4 separate regions of the Homo sapiens genome follow, and all the other regions are linked to region 1. The links are chromatin loops, found by intact Hi-C in ENCODE. Cell type or tissue: mammary epithelial cell. All regions are shown on one strand. Region 1 has its middle 75 kb from the start of TANC1. Region 2 has its middle 19 kb from the start of PKP4-AS1. Region 3 overlaps PLA2R1 (phospholipase A2 receptor 1). Region 4 overlaps TANC1 (tetratricopeptide repeat, ankyrin repeat and coiled-coil containing 1).

Region 1 (4,000 bases):
CTCACATATTTTTGCCTGTTCCCAGCACTGGTTAATACAGGGAGAGGCAACTGTGTTTTTAGCTTTTATTGATTTGGTTGTAAAATGTTAAAGCTATTTCTCACATATTCTACTTGAATCTCCCACCTTCAAATCCATCAGTTACAAACAAGGTTTTGGTGTGCGTTGCAGTCATGGGAGACCTTGGGTAGAGAGCAGGTTGTGACAGGGTGGCTATGGTTTTTAAATTCCTACGAGACAGTAGGGGGCTTATGTTTTACCCATTGTTTTTCTTCAATTACTTTATGATCCGGAGCACTCTTCAATTTTCCTCATCTGTAAAATAAGGAAAATTAATGTATCTACTTCATGGAATTGTGGTGAGGATTAAATGACTTACCTAAGTGTGGAGAACCTGGAAAGTATTACTATTATTATTATTTCCCAATTTCTCCACCCTGGACACTGCAGCAGTCTGTCTGCCATGAAGCTGTCTTGGTAAGTCCTGCTGTGGCACTTGCCTAGGTCTTTTCCTGCCCCCTCATCTTTTGCCCTCAGTAACCACATGCACCAGTATGGCCATAGTGGTTATTTAAAATATTGAGAAACTTCTCTTTAGGTGTGCAAGCCCCTCAAGTGTCCTCTACCACTGTCACCACCACTGCTCCCTGGAACATTCCATTTTCTCTGTCAGGCAACTAAAGGTTAAACATCTCTTCTGCATTTACACAAGGGGCCTCCAAGCCCCTGCTCAGCACCATTCTCTCTCTGCTCCCTGCCTCTGTTCATGGTTCCTGCCCCCCCCACATGCTTTTTGCGCCTCCTTCTCTCAATATTCACCTGTCCAGATAATAGCGTGCAGATTTGTTGTTGTTGTTGTTGTTGTTGTTGAGACAGAGTCTCGCTCTGTCACCCAGGCTGCAGTGCAGTGGCACCATCACAGCTCACTGCAGCCTCGACTTCCTGGGCTCAAGTGACCCTCCCACCTCAGCCTTCTGAGTAGCTGGGACTACAGGCACACACTACCATGCTTGGCTAATTTTTGTATTTTTTGTAGAGATGGGGTTTCACCATGTTGCCCAGGCTGGTCTCCAACTCCTAGGCTTAAGCAATCCACCCACCTCAGGCTCCCAAAGTGCTGGGATCACAGGCTTGAGCCACTGTGTGTGGCCAATGTGCAGCTTTTAAAAAACATGTTGCTACAAGCCATGGGGCTATATACAGGTGTGTACAGTTACAAGTGAAGACTCTCAGTAGGTTCCTCACTTGAGTTTGATTCCATTTAGGAATCATTTACTGAACCCGGCATTGTGCTGAGCTGGGGGCTACCAAACAAGGAACTCTCCTCAAACCCTCAGCTAGAAAATGTCCTCAGCTGGTTCAGACTAAGGCTACATTAGCCCAAAGGCTGAGGGTCCAATATGTCAGCTCAGCCTCTGGAGTTGAGCCGACTACCTGGCCACAAACCCTCTGCCTGTTCCTACAGAAGTTGGTGACAACCTTAGGCTTGCTCTAATGTAGTTCTCCTGGTACCAGCCACTACCAGACTAAAGCCCTTTTCTCTCCCACTAGCAGTCTTCTCTGCTTTACACCCAGATGCTCAGTTTCTCCTGCTATGCTCAGTATCAGAGGCAGTTCGTTTCCATTGGAAGGAATAAAGTGACATTCCTGGTTCACCTCCTGACTGCTAGAGGTAGGTGCCACACGTGTAACCACATACATCATATCCCACATTCAGACCAAGCAAGCCCAAGGAGGGATGGGGTGGGGGGCATTCGCCACAGGCCTCCCTCTTTCAACTCCCCCACTGTTTCAAATGTCAGTGGCAGAAGTTCTGCCGGCTCAGGAGTGGGAGGAGGCACAGTGTGCGTGTGGAGGAACAGATGGCTGCAGGGGGTTGGGGCTGAGCCATTCTCCACCCCGCTGCCCGGCTTGTCCTGGCAAGTTCGTTCACTGATGGAGCACAGCCTGAGTGTTCACAGCCCCTGCCCCGTCTCCCCAACTCTGCTCTCTCTCACTGCTGTTCATCCTCCTTGGAAGCCAGAGTCCTTCTCTCCTTCCACAAGGAATCCTGTCACACTCTGCTTCACAGCCTTTGTTGACTTGCTTGGCTACAGGATAAAATGCCAACTCGGTACCTTGGCCCAGGTCAACTCCCATGTGCTACTAAAACACAGGGTGCTCCTGCCATTCCTAAAGGGATCACACTCTCTAGACCCTACCCCAGGGCACAGGCTATTATTTCCACCCGGAATTCTTAGAACCTTCCCTCACACCCTTCCCACCTGCTAAACTCCTATTCACCCTTCAAAACCCACTCCAATATTGCTTCCTCTGGAAAGCTTTCCCCAAGGCCTCTGTGGAAAAAGAGTTGTTCCCACCTCAGGGTCCCCTCAGCACTAGGTTCATACATCTAAATCAGCATATTACAGGTCTTACTATAATTTATCTGTTTACATGTCTCTCTCCCCAACTAGTTCACAAGACCCTCAAGTACATAATGCTTGTCTTAAGTTGATGCTCAATGTATTTAGTGAATAAATGAATGAAAAGTCAAATACACACTACTTATAGATTCTTCTTAAGCTTTAGTATGCTTCTCAGGGTTATCAATGTTATCGAGCCTCTGCCTTTCCCTCCCCATTCACCCCTCCTATGGCTTAGGGATTATGGGAAAAGGGAAATTATAATGACTGTGAAGTGGAGCACCCCTGTCTCTAGAACCACGTCCCTGCCCATTTTGATATTCTCTCCTCTCTTGGAGGACCCTCTTCCCTGCCAGATTCTCAGGTAGAGAGCAAAGCAAAATACCAACTAGTGTGTGCCTGTGGCTGAGTCATTTAACATTTCTAGACTGCAGTGTCTCATCTGAGAAATTGGAGATTAGAACCAGGTGACGTCAAAGGCTCTTTGTAGTTCTGACAAGCTATAAGTCATGAAGAAAGTCGTTGGAATTTTAGGCATCCCCAAAACTAGAGAATAGAAATGTGCACAGGGCCTCTTCAGTGTTCGCATAATATAAATCTGTTTATCCATGAATAAGGCCGACCCTGGCAGTGGCTTCTTTCTTTCCTGACACATCATTCCCACCACTTCTTGTTCAAAGCCACCTCCTGAATTGTCAGCTGGGCACCTTGGGAGACTTTGTTTTTGGCTTATTAATGTTGATGGAACAGCATTTTCAACAGCTACAACCAGTATAATCCAAACTTTCCATATTAAAAAAAAATTTATTTTTTATTTTTTATATTTTTATATTTTTATTTTTTCATATTTTATATTTATTTTTTTCCCACCACCAGTCACCCCAGACTATTTGCAGAGATAGAGAGGCCTGGGCACTTGTGTTTTGTTGGGGACTCTTTGAACAACCTGTGCAGGTAGTATACTGCACAACTCTAGGGGGCTCCCTTCATACTGAAGTCATTGTAGATTTGCACGTGCATTAGGATACGTTTTTTTGCAGATGGCAGCAAAGTATCTGAGGAAAAGTTGCTTTTTCTCACCTGCACAAAGGTACTTAGGAGGTTAGCTCCAGTGCTAACTTTTTTTCAAAAGGAAACTATGCCAGGCCGGGCAAGGTGGCTCACGCCTGTAATCCCAGCACTTTCAGAGGCCAAGGCGGGTGGATCACTTGAGGTCAAGAGTTCGAGACGAATACGAAATACAAAATATTAGCCCAGTGTGGCGGCATGCCCCTATAGTCCCAGCTACTTGGGAGGCTGAGGCAGGAGAATTGCTTGAACCCGGGAGGTGGAGGTTGCAGTGAGCTGAGATCGTGCCACTGCACTCCAGCATGGGCAACAGAGCAAGACTCCATCTCAAAAAAAAAAAAAAGAAAAGAAAAGAAGAAAGAAACCTATGCCAAAATAGCATTATGCAAATTGTGGTAGACATCAATGTTTCCATGTTACAAATCAATATTTTTAATATTGTGGTAAAAAAATATATCTCACATAAAATTTACCCTTTTAGGCTTTTCTTTTTTTTCTTTTTTCTTTCTTTTTTTTCTTTTTTTTTT
Region 2 (4,000 bases), 140 kb before region 1:
AGACCATTGCTCACATAATGTGATTCCAACATGGTTTCCGAGGCCTTCATGACTGGCCTCTGCTGACCCCTTAGCCTCCTCTATCCCAGTATCCCCTCCCACACGTAACTCATTTTCAGTTACCTGAATATGTCATAATCACTCTTGTTCCCAGGGTTTCATTCAGTCTCTTATTCTACTTCTATACCCGATCATCTGGAAAATGCCTAGCTTATCCTTCAGGTCTCAGGCAAACAGCACCCCCTCCAGAAAGTCTTTCTTCACCACCAGTTATGAGCTACTGCCCTTTAGTTCTCTATGCATAGTACTTAGACGCTAGAATGTAAATACCAGTTTGCTTGTCCATAACCTTCCGTACTGTAAGCTTTCCAGGATGGCATCTGACTTATTAACTACTATATGCCCAACACCAAATACAGGGCCTGGAAAACAGTCTTGGTTGCCTACCCAACAGACATTTTTTCCCTTTTTCTTTACGTAATTGATTTCTTTTCTAGTACCAACAACTCCAGAAGACCAAGAGAGATCTAAGGTTGATTCATGATTGGTCTGTTCCAATCATGGAAACCTATTCACCCTCCCAGAGGCTGACTTAGGGATGCGCAATGTGACCCACTCTGGTCAGTGAGACATGAGGGGAGATATGCTGGGATGATTTCTGAGAAACAGTTTCAGGAACATTTTAAAGAGTTTCAGGAGAGGAAACAACCCATCCCTGTTTTTAGGTGAGTGGGAGGCGGCTGTTGTACAGCCATGATGAAAGGCACAAGGACAAATATTCACCTGCTGAGGATGGCAGAGCCAAAGTATGGAATGAACCCAAGTCCTTGATGATTTTGCTAAGACGTTGAATCAACCAGCCCTGGAACTGCCCTGCTGCTTGACTTCTTGTGATGAGATAATACCTTTTCACTATATTACCTATATAATAATATTGTGATTGTATCTCACTATAGAGATAATACTGTTTTCCTTGTTGTTTATTTAAGTAACGTGTTCTGTCACTTGCAGCTGAACATAACCTGACAGACACTTAGGAAATATTGTTGACTGCATAGGTGTTCAGATGTTAAACGTGCTAGAGACAGAAAAGAGAGATGAGAACTAGAAGGCCAGCCATCTCCCAGGGGTCAGGCACAGGAGGCCTGTTTCATGTGCATCGTAGAATTCAACTTTCCCAGAAAGCTTGTGACCATACAAAGTTTACCCATTTTAGAGATGAGGAAACTGAAGCTCAGGAAAGTTTATCAACCTATCCAAGGTCACGGAGTTAGTAAGTGCAGCAGCTGAGCAATATTTAGTTACTATTTTATGAAGACTTAGTTCAGCATTTTAATTCAGACTTTTCATTCATAATACAAGATTTTAAAATTTCTTTTTTTTCCCATTTCCACTTCCCATGGATTTTCACCTACTAGTTTAAAGTTAAGCATTCTAATTTTGATGTTATCCTGGTCACTCCTAATGTTTGACCGTACTCATGTTTATTTTCCCACGTTAATTTATCAGTGCCATCACTCTCTCTTTCCCTCCAGAGTATCTGAGCCCAAGGGACACTCCCGTGTGATTTGGTCTCCCTAACCGCTCCCCTACCTCCCTTCAAGTTAATGTTGGAGCTTCTCCAGGGCTGACTTGGGAGAGGAGCCGGCAGACCGGGCCAGTGCACCCTCTTGGCAGGAAGCCTGCGTGTGGGAAATAAATCCCAGGTTTGTCTACTTCCAAAACACATTCTTTTCACTACACCATGAGGCCTGAATAGACGCATGTGGCCTACAAGTATATTCTCTTTAGCCATCTGAGAAAGAACAAAACTCATTTGAGCAGCTTTCTGCAGCCCTTTTCTCCTCCCCTTGGTGGGAATGAGTGACGGGAACAGAGAATACAGTCCTTCCTCTACCCGCCAGAATGTCTGCTTGCAGCCAGCATTTCACAGATGAATGCTGAAGAAAATGTCTTAGCTGCATCCAGGGAATTTCAAGTGCTTTCCTCCTGTTTCTGAGGGAAAACAAACAAACAAACAAACAAACAAAAACTGTCTTTTTCTGCAGCAAAGCCCCAGGAATTGGCGGTGTAAAGGGCTTGTGAGCTGGGAATCATGTGCCCTCTAGTGGTCATCTCTAGGAAGTCCCAACCAGATGGTCATTTCCACAGAAAACAGCAGGAGGAACCGCTACAGAGTATGGGAGACAAGAAGAGAATGCCTCCTAACACCTACATAATAAGCTGTAATGGTGGAAAGCCATTTGCTTTTGAATTTTATTGAAAATGCCAAATACAGGTCGTGAATATTGAAATGGACGTCTGAGCGGTGCACAAATCCTCGCAGGTCTTACTGAAGCTTCCCAGGATTAGCTTCCCAGCACAGAGCTCCTAAGGCTTGATTGGGTTTGCAAAGCAAGGATGCTGAGCTGGAGAAAATCAACTAGCCAGAAGTCATCTTGGGAAGGGAAAGTTATTTCTGATGGGAAAATATTTGATAAGAAGCTGATGCCTGTGTGGACAGAATGGTCTAGGGTTTGTTTTTGTTTGGTTGGTTTTTTTGTTTTGTTTTGTTTCTTTTTTGTTTTTGAAATGGAGTCTCGCTCTGTTGCCCAGGCTGGAGTGCAGTGGTGCAATCTCGGTTCACTGCAACCTCCACTTCCCAGGTTCAAGCCATTCTCCTGCCTCAGCCTCCCGAATAGCTGGGATTACAGGCGCCTGCCACCAGGCCCGACTAATTTTTGTATTTTTAGTAGAGAGGTGATCCACCCGCCTCAGCCTCCCAAAGTGCTGGGATTATAGGTGTGAGCCACTGTGCCTGGCCTGTTCTATTTTATTATTATTGTTATTCATCTCTTATTGTGCCTAGTTTATACATTAAACTTTATCGTAGGTACATATATATAGCAAAAGACATAATATATATATGGTTCAGGCATCCACTGGGGGTCTTGGAATGTATCACCCACAGATAAAGGGAAACTATTGTAACTTCAGTTGAGAAAAGCTCATAGTCAAATGCTTCTCTCTGACTTAACGTACTGCCCATCTATTGGTACTAGAAAAGTCAATGTTATAACAGCCCTAAAACTGCCAACACATGTGAAAAATATTTAGCTTTTTGTCTAACGATGGGACCCAACTGACCAAATAAAACCCAAATAAAGGACCTGTAACTGCTCATATCTTTCATGTGTGCCTGCAAGCAAATTTTATATTCCTTCCCACTGAGATTTCTTTCTTTCAAAATATTCCAGGTATGTGGCTTCAAAGCATGTGGCATCTGACATGTGGACACATTGAGAGTAGGATGAGATTGTATTTACCTTTGCCTTGCTGGAGCTTAGCACCTTTGTGGTGTCTTTTGATAAATGGGAAGTGACAAATGTTCTCACGTGGGCAGCAGGAAGGATTCATATGCTCCTCCAATTTTACAGCAACAGACAACAAATGAAAAGGAAGGGCTTAGTCATGCAGGGGCACACTCTCACCTCATCACTAGATGACAGTGCAGCACCCCAGACTCACAGCTTGCCCATAAGTCTTGCATTTAGTGCATGAGGATTCCATTCAGATGCCACCGAATGCCATTTCCATGATCTGGACTGACTTTTCTTTTTTCAGGCACAATAAAGTAAAGACAATTTGGAGTCATTTGCCTTGTTTCTTCAATAAAAGAAAGACTTGGATTTACACAGCCTCTTTTCTCCAAAGAGCTCAGCATGCTTGCCCATCTGGTGTCTCATTTGCCTTCGTTTCATCGCTTTAAAGTCAATAAAGTGTGTTATGCTAGTGTCAGGGCCAGGGAAGGTGAGAGAGTGTGTAGGCTTATTCCTGCTCGCCAAGAGGGGGCGCCCCTGTGCCCTCCTAGTAACACATTCCTAGACACCCATTGCCCACCTACGAGGTGGCCAGTCCACATTCTGCAGGCACCAGAGGCTCTCTGCCCACAAGCAATGCCAGTCTGCAACTGCCAAGTCTAACACAAAGAGACACGTGAACAGAGAATCACAATATAGCA
Region 3 (4,000 bases), 1.1 Mb after region 1:
GATATAAGAAATAAACATACAATCAATTAGCTAAGGGGGGACGTAACTCAAATGTCCACCAATGGATGACTGGATAAACAAAATGTAGTATATCCATACAATGGAATATTGTCCAACCGTCAAAAGGAAGTCCTGTCGCATGCCAGTGTGGGTGAACCTTGAGGACATTATGCTAACTGAAATAAGCCAGTCACAAAAAGGCAAATACTGTCTGATTCCACTTACATGAGGTATCTAAATTAGTCAATTTCAAAGACACAGAAAGTAGAACAGCAGTTGCCAAGGGGTTCAGAGTAGGAAGAACAGGGAGTCGTTTAATGGGTACAGTTTCAGTTTTGCAAGATGGAAAAGGTCTGGAGATTTGTTGAATGACAGTGTGAGTATGTGATACTTAACACTAGTAAACAGTAGACAAAAATGGCTAGAATGGTGAATTCTATATTGTGTGTATTTACCAGATATTAAAAAAATTTAAAAGTCAGTGCCAAATGTCTGGTGGGTACTCAATGAATGTGTGAAAAATCCAAGTGGCCTCATTTCTCAAATTAACAATGGGAGGAAGATCACAAAGGAGAGAAAGCCCTGCCAATATAACTGAACACTTAGATTAAAAATTGGCTGTCCACAATTGAAGAGGAATTTCATATTAGCATATGAAATGATGACACAGTTTGGGTTTTTTAATTTTCTAAGAGTTAAACAATTATAATTTGGGATGCATTTTAATTACTTCCACCTAAGGCCTATAAAGTTATTTTATTATAAAATATGAAGAGTGGAGGGAGACTAGGCCTTAATTGAAGGCAGCATCAGAAATAATAAATCTGGTTTAAAATATCCCCACTGGCAATTTTTTTTTTCTTAATTCAAATCTGCATGGAAGCACCAGCTTTATGAGGCTTAAGATGACATTGACCAAGCTAAGTTATTAGTCCCTCAATTCACTAGTGGGCAGAGCTCTATGCCGGCTCCAGGCAGGGAAAACACAAGAGTAGGAGATGGAGTCTGGGTCCTCTGAAATTTACAGCTTATTTGGGAGCAGAACCTAGACACACAGGCATGCAGGCACATACATACACGTGCACACACACGCACGCACATGAGCACACACACACATGCATATGCACACACACATGCATACATACATATACATACATATGTTACACCTAATGAAACATTCATACAGCACAATAAATGACTATGCCAACAGTAAAACTGAGTATAGAAACGAGGGGCAGTGTCCAGGCTGTTTTTGACAAAAATCTTTTGTTCCAAAAGATTTGTTACTAAATGGAAAACTCAAATTTCTTGAAAGTTGTGACAAAAAAATTCCAGGTCCTATGGACAACTCACAGCTTTCAAAAGCCACTTTCACTTTTTGAACACTTTCCAAAATTAGTGTCTACAAAAGAGAAACAAAGGCAACTTTTGAAAAACAAGCTTACCTTATAGTTAAAATATAGCCATCCTTTGGGACACGTTCCATGTTGTTTTGGTGTATCTTTCTTTTTCTCTATGAGCCAAACCTTTTTTCGCTTACAGATACTAGGCATAGAAACTGAACACTCTTCACTACCCCAGAGTCCTGGAGGAGAAAATGGGTTAGAAATGGCTTAGGAACAATGGCGATTCTTTGAAGGCATTCTCTATTGATCACTATTTTTATGAGGCTATGGTTTTTCATAATTTATTTTTTAAAATCTAGAAACTGAACTAAACTACTGATCTTAGATTTCTCTAGGGACAACAGCTAACTGGGCAAGGCCAACTCAGTAATTTTAATTTAAGAATGTAAAAATTTTGCAAATTAAAAAAATCTAAATAAATACTGCAATTTGAATCATAGAACTGATTAAAATCTTAAGAATATTTGACTTGTGTAGCAAAAGAATACTTTGTAGGGTAACAATTTCATTTTAAAATGTTCAATTTCAATGTACAGAGAGGAAAAAGATTCTAAAACAGTAGATAATTTCTACTTTATAATTCTTTAGAAAATATAATAATTTAGAAAAATTAACTCAAGAACTTCCAAGAAAACAGCATTTAATACTGATCCTTAAGTAAACCAGACTCACATATAGACATGTCTTCAGTAAGAAATATCCTCAAATCCTTAGCCTCCGACAAACTAACTGCTTTTTTTTTTTTTTAATTTAGAAGAGCTATATTTTCAGAATAAGGATTATAGAATGCATTTTATTGGCATCCAAGTCATAAATTCCAGAACAGGGCAGAATGCATGCCAATTGCAAGGGCAGGCTCAGTTTTCTAGATCAGGAATATGAGCCCAAAAGATGTTGGCATTTTGAAGGAAGGGCTGGAATGCTATTTTCAATGCAGATTAGCTGCTATTCTCCCAGACGCTCAAAACAGTCCTTTCTGTAGGCTGTTGTGACACCTGCTGGTAAAAGCAGGCTGATTAACCACACGGATTTTCCTTTCCTAACTCTCTGCAGAGGCCCTCACACCCAAAATTATTTTCTGTGTTTATCCCTCTCCTGGCCTGGGGCACAGGTTAGTTATGAATCTGTTAGAGTAATGGGTATCATTATCTTTTATTGGTTAGAAAGAAGGGGAATGAGTGGACAATCAACCTAACTACACTGCACTGATGAGGAGAATTTAAAAAACCAATCTTCAACCTAAATGTGCTTCTAAATCCAACTTGCAAACAGTTGCCATTCTAAAGCAAGCAGCAATTGATGACAGGTAGTAAAAGAAAAAAGAATACTGACTTGAATCAAAACATTTATTAAATAGGAAAATGGAAGTAAATTTCACAGAGGTTAAAGTTCTGGCCCATTATAAATTGGATATAGGAATAGATTTTTTTAAAAAGTGCTTCCATTGAAATACCATAGAAAAAAGTATTTGTCAGGCATATATTTCTTTAAAGTTTCATTGGGCCCATTTCTGGTGCTGTCTTGATTTATGAGGAAGGACTTATTCAGATGTAAATTATTTCCAAGAACATGAATGCATGGATTGAACAGAAAAAAATGGCCATCCTTAAGCCTTATGGCAGACAAAACTGAACACGTCAACTGAAAAGAGAAATAAACAGAAACTTCTCATGGAAATGATGCAAGGAAAAGACTTTAAGCCTCCTGAAAATTATCAGTTTGTATTATAAACCCAAAAATGGGTAAGTAAAATAACCTGTTATAGAAGAAATAAAGCCACATCTCTGGCTCTGATTATTCACAGTTCTTTCTCTTCCTGTGTCCCAGTTCTGGTATATCACTGGTGTTCCATCTCTCCAGCTGTGGGAAGATTAAAAATGTTAAGGTCTTCTCTCATTCTGCATGTCCAGTCTCCAACATCATTCTTAGAGTTCTGAGGTAGGGATTGAAGATATAATATTCTATTAAATTTAAAAAATATACTCATATGTAGCATAGTACCTATAGTTAACAATATTGTATCATATACTTAAAATTTTTCTAAGGTGGTAGATTTTTTTTGAGATGGAGTCTCTCTCTGTCACCCAGGCTGAGTACAGTGGCACGATCTCGGCTCACGGCAGCCTCTGCCTCACGGGTTCAAGTGATTCTCCTACCTTAGCCCCCCCAAGTAGCTGGGTCTACAGGTGCGCACCACCACGCCCAGCTAATTTTTGTATTTTTAGTAGAGAGAGAGTTTCTCCATGTTGGCCAGGCTGGTCTTGAACTCCTGACCTCAGGCGATCCGCCCTCCTTGGCCTCCCAAAGTACTGGGATTACAGGTGTGAACCACCGCGCCCAGCTAAGAGGGTAGATTTTATGTTAAGAGTTCTCATCACAAAAATGAATGAATTAGTGAATAAATAAATAAATGAATAGAGCAGGAAAGAAAGCTTTTGGAGGTGATGGATATGTTTATGGCTAGATTGTCGGGATGGTTTCATAAGCATATTCTTTAAAAAACACTCATGTCTTTGGTTAGAGAAGTGAAAATTTATAAGTTAATGTTTGAAGGGTATTCAACAAATTGATCACTAAAATTGAATCTAATCATT
Region 4 (4,000 bases), 260 kb after region 1:
TTGAGATAAATTTAATTTGTGTTTATGTACATATCGTGATAAAATTTTAAGTGTGTATATTAGTTTCAAGAAAATAGGCTATTTCTGCATTTAGGAAGAAAGAGGATAGAGCCTGGATGAGAAGAAACAAAGAAAACCCAGCTTTCCTATCAAAATAAAAAGAAATCCTTCCTATCCATTAATGATAGATGTGCAGAGGGGAAGGACTTATTCTGGCTGAGGGAGGGGCCGTTAAGTCAGTCACTCTCTCCATTCGTCTTTTTAATCTGCCTTTCTTTACCTGTTGAGATGTGTAATCTCCGGAGCATTTTTGTAGTGTCCTGAATCGGCCTCCTTTGGAGAAACGGTGCTAGGACAGTTCCATGAAGGGAGGGGACCCTGAGGGAACAGTGGCTGCCTCTCCCCAGCTGGGTGTGTCTGCCACACAGAGCAGGTATGTAATCTACCTGCCCAGCTCTCAGCACCTGAGCTGGCAGGCATGAGCCGCCACATTCCACCTGGCTAGGTGGCTTTCTGGGTGATTAAGTGCTCAGAATTCAAGCTCTTCTGAATGCCTTTCCTTTGCTTTCCTCATGCTTACATTTGTTTTCTTCTTGCTCAGTTTGAAGCAGAGAGGCAGGTATGCATTTAGACAGGGGAATACCTTCGTAGAAACACTTCTGCAGAAGTAGCTTGCAGTAAAATATTAGACACCTGGTTAGTATCCTGCTAGAGTATCTTGCTAGAGTTTGATAATATTTATTTTTCTGCCTAGTTGCTTAGGATGTTTAAAAAAAAATTATCATGGGCTGACTTTTATCTTCCTTTGACTCTCTCCTACCTCCTGCTAGGCTTATAAAATGAAAGTGATTCCAGAGGTAGCTTTAGACCTTTTATTTCCTGGACTTTGTGCCCCAAGGGAGATAATCAGATGCAGAGGCACACAAAGATGAATTAATTGTACTTTATTTTCCTTTTTGACTTGTTGTAAATCCTGCCCTTTTGATTTTATGCTAATACTGCTTTGTTGCCACCTGTATCGCCCTGCTCACTACTAAATTGAAATGCTTTGAAATTGATTTGGTAATAACTATTTAGACTGTTTCAAGTCTGGGTTAATATTCATTTTGCTACGTTGCCTGCAATTTTTAAAATCATCCTTAATTATAGAAGCCTTTTTTTTAAAATCTCTTGGGTGAAGAGAAGAATTTTTCTTTATGTATATAATTTGGTAATATGCTTAATGTGGGAAAGAAATTCTTGGCAATGATTTGAGTCAGCAAAGAGCCTGCTGTACTTTTATTCAGACTGTAGTTGGATTCTTCAGGCTGTTCTATTGGTGTAGCAAGCATTTATTGGCGCCTACTGTGTACCAGGAGCAAGCATGTTCAGTACTGGGACAATAAAGATAAGGCACAGCATCTATTGTCAAAACTTGTCCACTTGTGGGACTACAAAATGGTCTTCTGTTCTGTGGAGAGTCTGAGCAAGTTGTGAATTACTGAGAAGAATTTAAGACATGACAGTGATTGATACCTCTGACGGAAGATGTATGCTGTGGGCGCATAATGATACCACTAATCGAACTCTTTTCCAAAGTCTGGAAAAGGGTCATTAGACTGTGTGAGAAGCTCCAGTGTCTGTGCACAGGTTATGTGAGGCTTTATCAAAACACTGTGCTTTTTCTGGAAAATGTCATGTTATTTAAGTCCTTAGACTTGTCTCTGGAGACTTCTCAGTTGGGCAGTGTGGTGGGTCCCATCCTCCCCGCCCAGCACCACCTGCTCCCAGCCATTCCTTTAGGTGTTTCCTTAGTTGAAGAGCCTGATGAATGTGGCTGGGAATGTGCGGCTCGGGCCCCTGGCCTTGCTGCATGTCATAGCAGAGCATGCCTTGCGCAACACAGGTGAGCACTGAGCTAGAAATTTCGTACAGAGATCTGGCTGTCACAAGCCAGCATACGGGGCTCCCAGAGCAAGGCCAGAGAGGGAGCAGGGCCCTGTGGCGCATTGGATGGGGCTGGGCAGTTGCAGAAGGAGAAGCCAGAAGTCTCCTGAAGCTGAAGGTTACCATGCAGGGTTGGGGCGGGGGTCCCACCTGGGACATTCTGTTGGCATTCCAGGCAAGGTGGCTTAAGTGCCTTCACTAGACCCCTCAGGTTAAAAGCTGTGGCCGCAGGTGAACCAGGGACTTTGTTCTCTGTGGTTGGTTAGTTTGCAGGTGGCCGGGCCTAGGTAGGGGTGGAAATAAAAGTACAGTCTGGCAATTCTGGCCAGAAAGGTTTAAGTCAGGCCGGTTTCATTGTGCAGGCTTTCCCTTACACACTTGGGAAAATCCAAAATGTGGCCTGGTGGCTTGAATGCCTGCTGGGTGTGAGGTGTGGGTGCACAAGAGAGGGACGCCACCTGTCAGCCAAGAGGCCTACAGACTTCTGCGCGCGTTGCCTTGACTTGTCTCTGATCTTTTCCTGATCGGACTTCCTCTGCAGCAGTGAAACCTAATTTGGAAAGTTCTTAGTCACAGGAGGCAGTCTCGCTACAGTAGTGGGCTTTTCCTTTTCTATTCACTTCTTCCTTTCATCCACTTTTATGAGCGGCCATTATGTTCCTTTCTTGTTTGATCCTTAATTCATTGGTCCAGTGTTTTAACTTTAAATTCTTCCTGTCAACCACTAAGCTAAATACAGAGGTTAAAAAATGTTTGCTTTTTAAGTGCTACTTTATTTTTCTTCAGTTGTGTGGGGAGGAAAACATTCCTGAGCATTCATGATGCCTGAGGCACTTGACATATGCCCTTATGTCTAATTTTCTCTGCAACCCAGGGAAGGACAAATCACTCTCTTCAGAGAGTCCTCTCAAAATGCGTATTTTCTATTATAATAGTATATGTACATAATTTATAGTACATGTATTTGGGATGTATGCCAAGTCTTGTCTTAATAGTATGGTATGATCAGAGCAGTGTAGAGAGGCCGGGCATGGTGGGTCACGCCTGTTATCCCATCACCATGTGAGGCTGAGGTGGGAGGATCGCTTGAGCCCATTAGTTCAAAACCAGCCTGGGCAACATAGGGAGATTTTGTTTCTACAAAAAAACTTAAAAATGAGCCAGGGGTGCTGGTGGTGCATGCCTGTGGTCCCAGCTACTCAGGAGGCTGAGGTGGAAAGATCGTTTGAGCCCGTGAGGTCGAGGCTGCAGTGAGCTGTCATTGCACCACTGTACTCCAGCCTGGGCAACAGAGCGAGACCCTGTCTCGAAACAAAAAAAAACCATGTAGAGCCCCATTCTAGGATAGAGTGGGACTTAGGGCATTCTGGGGCTTTCCTGTCCATAGGGCTGTTAATGAGAGTCAGTGAGTTGAAGTGCAAAAAGAACTTAGAATGAAGCCTGGCATATAGTAAACAGTATTCCAATATTCATCTTAGCCACTGTTGTGATTTCTTAAGGATCATTACTTAATTCCTCACCAGTGAATTTGAAATGCTCAAAACAGACATGTAATAAACCAAGATTTTTCCTTTTCCATGAAGGTATGAGTTGGGGAAAGTATGAAATAGGGCAAGAGAAAAGATGCATTGAGGAGTCACATTCATAAGACTGTATTCTTCTTATAAGTGGGCAGAAAGCTTTACTCCTAAGTTTCCTGATAGCTAGTGGAAAGAGAGAAAACACATGTGGAAGGTGGTGTTTATAAAGACAAAAATGTCCATTGCCCAAAATGGTACCGGGTCTGGAGACGCATACCTCCTTGTGGACCCCCTAGAGGGGAGAAGCCAAGGTTGCAGCAAGCCCCTTGCTCTTTTCACCCTTGTCTTCTCTGTAGCTCAAAGAGAAGGTTCTGATGAATTGTTTGTGGCATATGTTTGGTATCTCTGGTCCTTAGTTCCTGAACAATTCTGGGCTAATGCTGTAGTCAGGTTACAGTTAGCTTTCTTCTTGATGTTCATTTAAGCCTATAACTTGATTTGGATCCCACCAAACTACCTATAGGGCCCTGGACCGACACTGATTTTATTTTTCT

Evidence for each region. Hi-C counts contacts between places; a loop is a spot of excess contacts. Peaks named below come from ENCODE experiments on the same cell type or tissue, not always from the same donor. Only the 100,000 strongest peaks of a DNase experiment are listed, where the experiment ranks them.
Region 2: it touches region 1 in a loop (5-fold over the local background); 2 of 110 quality-filtered maps call a loop at or near these places.
Region 3: it touches region 1 in a loop (4-fold over the local background); 15 of 110 quality-filtered maps call a loop at or near these places.
Region 4: a loop joins it to region 1, with 2.8 times the contacts of the local background. A loop is called at or near these places in 7 of 110 quality-filtered maps.

The regions. Positions count from the first base shown.
Region 1 is chr2:158,891,395-158,895,394 of GRCh38, forward strand. No RefSeq gene overlaps it. Among named protein-coding and RNA genes, the nearest start is that of TANC1, 75 kb to the right of the region's middle. RefSeq lists an enhancer at 2,047-2,216. In mammary epithelial cell, no CTCF peak of the experiment used is centred here; DNase peaks (open chromatin) are centred at 1,167, 1,897 and 2,867; H3K27ac peaks cover 2,139 bases.
Region 2 is chr2:158,752,100-158,756,099 of GRCh38, forward strand. No RefSeq gene overlaps it. Among named protein-coding and RNA genes, the nearest start is that of PKP4-AS1, 19 kb to the left of the region's middle. In mammary epithelial cell, CTCF peaks have their summits at 2,104 (motif pointing left), 3,466 and 3,831 (motif pointing right); no DNase peak of the experiment used is centred here.
Region 3 is chr2:159,966,094-159,970,093 of GRCh38, forward strand. PLA2R1 (phospholipase A2 receptor 1) reads right to left here. Exons shown (of 30, transcript NM_007366.5): 19 at 3,163-3,266; 20 at 1,446-1,585. Among named protein-coding and RNA genes, the nearest start is that of LY75-CD302, 63 kb to the left of the region's middle. In mammary epithelial cell, a CTCF peak has its summit at 2,397 (motif pointing left); no DNase peak of the experiment used is centred here.
Region 4 is chr2:159,155,126-159,159,125 of GRCh38, forward strand. All of the region lies in intron 7 of TANC1 (tetratricopeptide repeat, ankyrin repeat and coiled-coil containing 1), which reads left to right. Among named protein-coding and RNA genes, the nearest start is that of MIR6888, 30 kb to the right of the region's middle. In mammary epithelial cell, a CTCF peak has its summit at 2,386; DNase peaks (open chromatin) are centred at 476, 1,876 and 2,416; H3K27ac peaks cover 3,199 bases.